Regions from separate parts of the Homo sapiens genome. Here region 1 is linked to region 2. Evidence: chromatin contacts called from ENCODE Hi-C or POLR2A ChIA-PET data. All regions are on one chromosome and are shown on one strand. Each heading gives the region's core, a stretch centred on a gene start or an enhancer-like site at or near the end of the contact. The rest is flanking DNA. Distances are from core to core; before and after follow the strand shown. Region 1 has its middle 51 kb from the start of LINC00548. Region 2 holds the start of LINC00548 (long intergenic non-protein coding RNA 548).

The links. Hi-C counts contacts between places; a loop is a spot of excess contacts on that map. ChIA-PET counts read pairs that join two places held with the same protein, here RNA polymerase II (POLR2A). Pooled maps may share reads with other maps.
Region 1: a loop to region 2 is called in a pooled map, with 2.5 times the contacts of the local background. The contact joins the enhancer-like site here to the promoter of LINC00548 in region 2. A Hi-C loop is called at or near these places in 2 of 168 maps with a recorded cell type or tissue (ascending aorta and prostate gland) and 9 of 50 pooled maps. POLR2A ChIA-PET finds 5 or more read pairs at or near these places in 5 of 52 experiments (BJ, MCF 10A, PC-3 and 2 more).

The regions. Positions count from the first base shown.
Region 1 is chr13:40,270,333-40,273,473 of GRCh38, forward strand. No RefSeq gene overlaps it. Among named protein-coding and RNA genes, the nearest start is that of LINC00548, 51 kb to the left of the region's middle. Within about 2 kb of position 1,744, at least 23 of the 41 ENCODE cell types and tissues checked have a DNase peak (open chromatin) inside an H3K27ac peak, as active enhancers do; they include PC-3, ascending aorta and prostate gland, where a contact is called at or near this core.
Region 2 is chr13:40,218,659-40,221,751 of GRCh38, forward strand. It overlaps LINC00548 (long intergenic non-protein coding RNA 548), which reads right to left and starts at 1,844. Exons shown (of 6, transcript NR_033877.1): 1 at 1,779-1,844.

The DNA.
Region 1 (3,141 bases), core at 494-2,993, 52 kb after region 2:
TGGAGGAAGTCTTTAACTGAACCCCATATGAAATTGACAATAAGACTTTTTGAGAAGACTGGACTGGTATTCTGTAATGAGAATTGTCTATTATTTCACTAGATATTCTAGACAATTGAACCTGGTCCTAAATTTTCTCCCCCTAAGAAACTAGTGATAACCTTCAACCAGTGTAGCTAAGATACAGCTGTTTCTTGGATCAGTTTCTTATTTCTTTACATCCTGAGCAGTCTATGTGCCAGGACATTTTCTTCTATTAATAAAGCCATCTTAGTTTGTGTCTCTGCAATTGCCCAAAGCAAGTCCCCAAGAACCAAATTAATATCCTGTGATAGCAAGCTCCATTTCCCTTGACTGTGCTCGGCACAACATGAGTTGCAGCTTGACGCAGGAATCGACATGGGGCCCTCAGCTCTGTGCTCCTCCATCATCACTTTCTTCACCTCAAAATGAGTCCCCATGATATGCCATACTCTGCATAGGACAAAGTAGTGCACAAAAGCAAATGAGGTTTTTCCCTTAGAGGAGCTTATACTCCACAGCTGAGTTTGCTAAGGAGGCTGGGTTCTCTTTTTGAGAGCTGGTCCATGGGGTTTGTTATAAACACCATCAGCAGAAAGAGCCACTTCCTGTTGGTATCTGGGTCTAACACAGATCCCTAATTGCCCAGAAATTTGGGTGCCATAACAATGGTGACATCTCCCCAGAAGTGGGCACAGGGGAGCAACTTAGGGTATTCCCATTTCATCACTTCCCAGGATTCCACTTCCAGAGATTTCTTAAACCTGACTCCATGGTAAGTCTCTTAATTACATCAATACTCCCTTTGAGCACCTCCTATGTGCCAGGCCATGTGCTAAGAACTTTGCAATTAATCCTCTTAACAACTGTTATATTTTTTTTCAACAAATGAGGGAAAAATGGCTCAGGAATATTAAGTAACAAATCCAAGCTCACTAGAGGCAAGTGCTAGTAGAGTCAAGACTCTAACCTAACCTGACTCCAGAGACTCCCCCCAGATTGAAGAAGGTGAATACAACACAGCCAGGAGGCTCCAACATGTTTACAGCAATGAGATTTTTCCTTTTTGATCCATCTGTGGCTGAGAACAGAATTGACTCCCTTCCAGAAAAATCTAGTCTGGTCTCTGTGACTTGGAAAAATAGTCAAGTGCTAAGTGAGCCATTCAGGACCCAAGAGGGTAAAATTAACAAGCATGACAGCAGCATTCATTTTTCAGTGTCAGCAATGTTCCAGGTGTAAGGAAGGACCCTAATTATTATCAGGCCACACACACGGTTTTCCTTCCTGCCTTGTGGCTCAGAGTGGTCGGCAAGAGCTACAGGCATCTTCCTGCCACATGAGTGGAGCTAGCGGAGGCCAAACGTCACTCAGAGACACCCAGGCCCCACCCCAGAGACTGACAGGAGCAACTACCACACTCAGTCCTCTCTCGGTTCCAGGAGCCACCATGTCCAAGCCAGTCCAAGCCAGAGAAAGGGGCCAGGCATGCCTCACGCCACCTCCCGAGATAGGCTTTGTTATTTGAATTTAAGGCCACCCCGAACTGCATGGCAGTTTTCTTAGTGGCCTTCCACAGAGCCACCTGTCTCAAGGCAGCACTCTCAGGGTTCTTGCTTCCTACAACCGAAGCTGGAAGGAGGAACCTCAGATTCCTTTATGGGTAGGAAAGAGATTGCAGAGAAAAACAGCCTCTTTGTGAAAGGCTGATTTGAAAAGGCATGCACAGATGAGTTAGAATCTGGGACTGTGTCCAGGTGGAAGTCTTGCCTGGAATTCCTAATGCATTCTTTCTGTTATTAAAATAATATAAGCAACCGGGGTGGCTTGTTGCTTCTCTGCATGTAGTCAATTTGGCTCATGCTGTGTGACCATTTAAAATCTGACCTCAAGTGGTGCCAATTTAAAAATCTTTTCATTCTGGGTATGTTTCCATTCCACACAACAAGCCCATGGCTATTCCCTAAACTATTTTCTCCAAGCAAAGAGTAACTCAGTAGAACCAAGCTTCTTGCCAGACGTGATGCAATCAGCCAAGCCACCCAATGTCTTGTGTCCCTGGCTCCACCCCACTTTTCTCCCCACGGCCAGCTGTCTGCTTCCAACAGGTCCACTTTTCTGGTCTGTCCTGTCTTTCCCTAGAGCACAGTCCTCCCTTTATTGTCAGGGAAGGTGTTTTCAGGTGGCTGGGTAGACATGGCATTTTCTCCTTCTCACACAGGGAGAGAAGCTCTGCCCTGCCTCCCCCACCGAGCTGTGAGTCATCAACACACAAGATGACAGAGTCTTTTGCAAAGATAAATGATGGAGGTGGAAGATCAAGATGTACCTAGATTTGCCTTCTAAGAGCTAGTTTGCAACTTCCTTTGACCTCTATATTCTCCCAAAGAAACATGAGGTAAAACACAGAAAAAGCATCATGTTTTTCCTGAGGCATTCAGCCTTCCAAGATGTAGCTAAGAAGAAAGATTATATATGTATATAAATCTATAAAACCCTTATCTTGGTAGCTCTGATTCACCCACTTGTGTTGCCAAAATAACCTATTCAGGCTTTTAGGCATCTGGAGAAGTGAGAGTCACCCCTGGAACTCCTAAAGACCAAAGAGATGAGCTCATGCAAAATCTGCCACCTCAGTAACCTGCAAAGAAGCATGAAGAAGCTGAACAGGCGGGGCTTGGTGGCTCACACCTGTAATCCCAACACTTTCAGTGGCCAACGCAGAAGGATCTCTTGAGGCCAGGAGCTCGAGACCAGCCTGGGCAACGTAGTGAGACCCTCTGTCTACAAAAAATTTAAAAATTATCTAGGTATGGTGGTGTGTGCCTATAATCTCAGCTCCTTGGGAGGTTGAAGCGGGAGGACCGCTTGAGCCCAAGAGTTTGAGGCTGCAGTGAGCTACAATCACACCTCTGCACTCCAGCCTAGGCAACAGAATGAGAACCTGTTTCTTTTAAAAGAAGAAGAAGAAGCAGAAGCTGAGGAGCCCAGCACCTCCGCCTTCCTGCCATCACTGCCAGTTCCTTTGCCAGGGCTTTCCTCTGGCCCTCTAAGGACATCCTATTTTATCTGAGGCTCAGAGCAGATGAAAACGCAATTGTAGCACTTACAGCATCCACA
Region 2 (3,093 bases), core at 594-3,093:
CCTGGAACAAATAAAGAGCTATGTTATTATTATTGTACACACCTGGAAGGGTATACTCTTCACCCAGCCCCCTCTCATAATCTTTTCTTCACCACATCAGAAAATGAGCAAGCCACACCTGCAGCTCTATTTACCTCTGCTATATGACACACACATTTGCAGATAAAGTCTTCTATGGGAATAATAGGACACCTGAGCACATTCCTGGGGCACTGCTACATCAGCAATTATCCAAAGACTCATTGACATATCCACCCACCCACACATCCTCCCATCCATCCATCCACCCATTCATCCGTTTGACCACCCACCCATCCATCCATCCACCCACCCATCCATCCATCCATCCATCCATTCATTCATTCAAGCTTAGTACACATAGTAAGCACCTACCATGTGTAAGCCTGTGTTAAATATTGTGGGATACACTAAAATGATTCAGACATGGTCTCTGCCCTCAGAGCTATAAATACAATTAAAAGAAATTGTAAAACAAAATGGAATGTAAAAAGTGTTTTAAGGGAAGTTATTGAAAGTGAATGAAGGGCATTGCCACATGGAAAGAATAGTGAATTAAGAACAAGGAGATTTTTTTCTCAGCCCTGGTTTTAATGTTGGTCTAACATAAACCCTGTCACCTCCCTAGGCTTTGGTTTCCCCGAAGTAAGGAGGCAGAAGTGGAAGATCCCGAGGTCCCTGTAACTTCTAACATTTCATTCCCTCTGCCTCTACGTAAGTGAAGGTAACATTCAAACTGAGCACTGAGTAGCAGGGTATTGCATTCCAGGAGTGGAGACTCATACAAGCAAGTTTATGAAGATAGAAATACATCAATATTAATGGAATGGCAAGTGGTACCATTTGAATACAGCGAATGGCAAAAGAAGGTAATGTCTTGAGAGTTAGATTCAGAATAATTTGTGAAGGGCCTTATTTTTAGGCCAGAGAAATAAAAGAATTAGTTACTATTGAGCAAGTGCAAAAGAGCCTTCTTATGTGTCTGTGCAAGGAGCCTACTTTCTCAGAGTTACCTTCTCCCTACACTTCTCACACCTCCTTACACCTGCGCACCCTACAAGCAAGGGCTGGACATGGCCGAAGTCAATCACTTTGCAGAAAGTCAAAGTCCCTATTGAGAAAGGCCCCTGAAGAAGCTGAGCTGGGGTGCAGGGCCTCCCCCATATTCCCTGTAAGCCCTGTGATCACCAACACGGAGTTATCTTGGAGGGCTGTTCTCGTCTCCAATTACGCCCTGTACATGGTCATATTCCCCCACCCTCGGCAAACCAAAATGAGGCGGCAGCAAGGGCGAGTAAATAGTCTGTTTAGGGGCGTGCAGGCAATGCTCCAGGTTGTGCCACCAGGCCTCACTGCCAGGCCCTCTGTGATGGGTGCTCAAGCAAGCAGGGGGAAAGGGGTGCTTTCCTGTCCCCGCTGGAACGGCCTTCCCACCCATCTGCCTGGTAAACGCCTACTCATACTTCAAGCCTTAGCTCCAGAGTTGTCTGATCTAGAAGCCCTTCTTGACCACCCTCAAACCCTTCCCAGGCACAGTGGGCCCCTCACTCTACCCTACTCAGAATTTTCACAGCACCCGTGATTCTTAATCGTATTTATTCACATATCTTTCCCCCAAACAAGCTGCAAACAATCCCTTGGGCAGGATACTCTGTCTTAGTTATCTTCGTACTCAGTCACCTAGCCTTTACCTGACACGTGGTTGTACCTCATGAGCATTTGTCAATAACAAGAGTAGCTGACTTTCGCAGAGCACTCACCCCGAGGCAGGCACCACACTGGCAGCTTCACATGCACTAGTCATTCAATCCCCACAGCAACTGTTTATGTTTGGTGCTATTATCCCCACTTTATAGATGAAGAAACTAAGGCATAGATGAGCTAAGCAACTTGCCCCAAAGTGAAAGCACTACTTTCTTTTCCAAGATCTTTATCACTTTAGATATACAGTAGGTAAAGCAATCTGAAATTGAGAAAACCTCTAACGCCATTGCAGAACTGGGGGTTGTAAAAACGTTAGTCCAAGCTGACGCTGAAACAGTGGGAAATGTGTAGACACCACAGACTCAAATTCTGAGAATTCTTTATTTTTGGAGTCAGTGTCTCACTCTGTTTCACAGACTGGAATGCAGTGGTGCAATCATAACTCGCTGCAGCACCCAGCTAACTGTTTTTATTTTTTTGTAGAGATGGGGTCTTGCTATGCCGTCCAAGCTGGTCTCGAGCTCCTGGCCTCAAGCGATCGTCTCACTTCCACAGATGGTGAGAATTCTTCCTTATTCACCCCTAGTAAGGATTCACTAGTAATTTAATGATAACACCATAATACCCAAGTCACATAGTCCGATCATTAAGCCCAGTTCATGCTTATGGAACATCTGATAAAATAAATTTTAAACTATGACCTGCTCCTCTCCCTCCCACACTAACTCTGTGGACAGAGATTCATTTGCAACAACTTTTCTCCCACTGACTCCCAGTGACCTTTCCCACCACTGTCCCTTTTCAAATACAGAGTGCGTGTAGGTAAGCCCTCCCCAGGAGGGAAGAAAGAGGCCATTAGGCAGAGAGGAGATTTGCAGGGTGGAAGTACTAACTGGTTCTATCCCACTGCCCACCTCTGAAAATAGCCTCCTTGATGGCCACAAGCCCAGACATCTCATGAGAGCACCAAGTAGATTACATTCTTATTTATTTAAAAGGAAACAGCCCACCTGGGCCTGGATTCTCCACAGAAAAACAAAAGAGAAGCAGAGAGAATCAAACTAGCTCTCTGGAACAAAGGTGTACAGTTTAAATGATTGCACAACAACTGCTGCAAACCAGAACATTCTGTACGGTCGGAAGAGGCTTAATTAGCCTGAACCAAAAGTCTAAGGTCATGTGATTCAGAACATTTCACAGCCTGGGTTGTGACATTAGAGGTGCTACGGGCCATCCTACCAGACCACTGTGGGGCCCCAAACTGGACAGCCTTTTGTTTTCTCCAACCGAGGCTTAATTTAAATTAAAAACATCGAGGGGTAGTGGGGAGCCTCTGCCTGTCCTTTGGAAGCCACAGTTGTTTCATTTGTA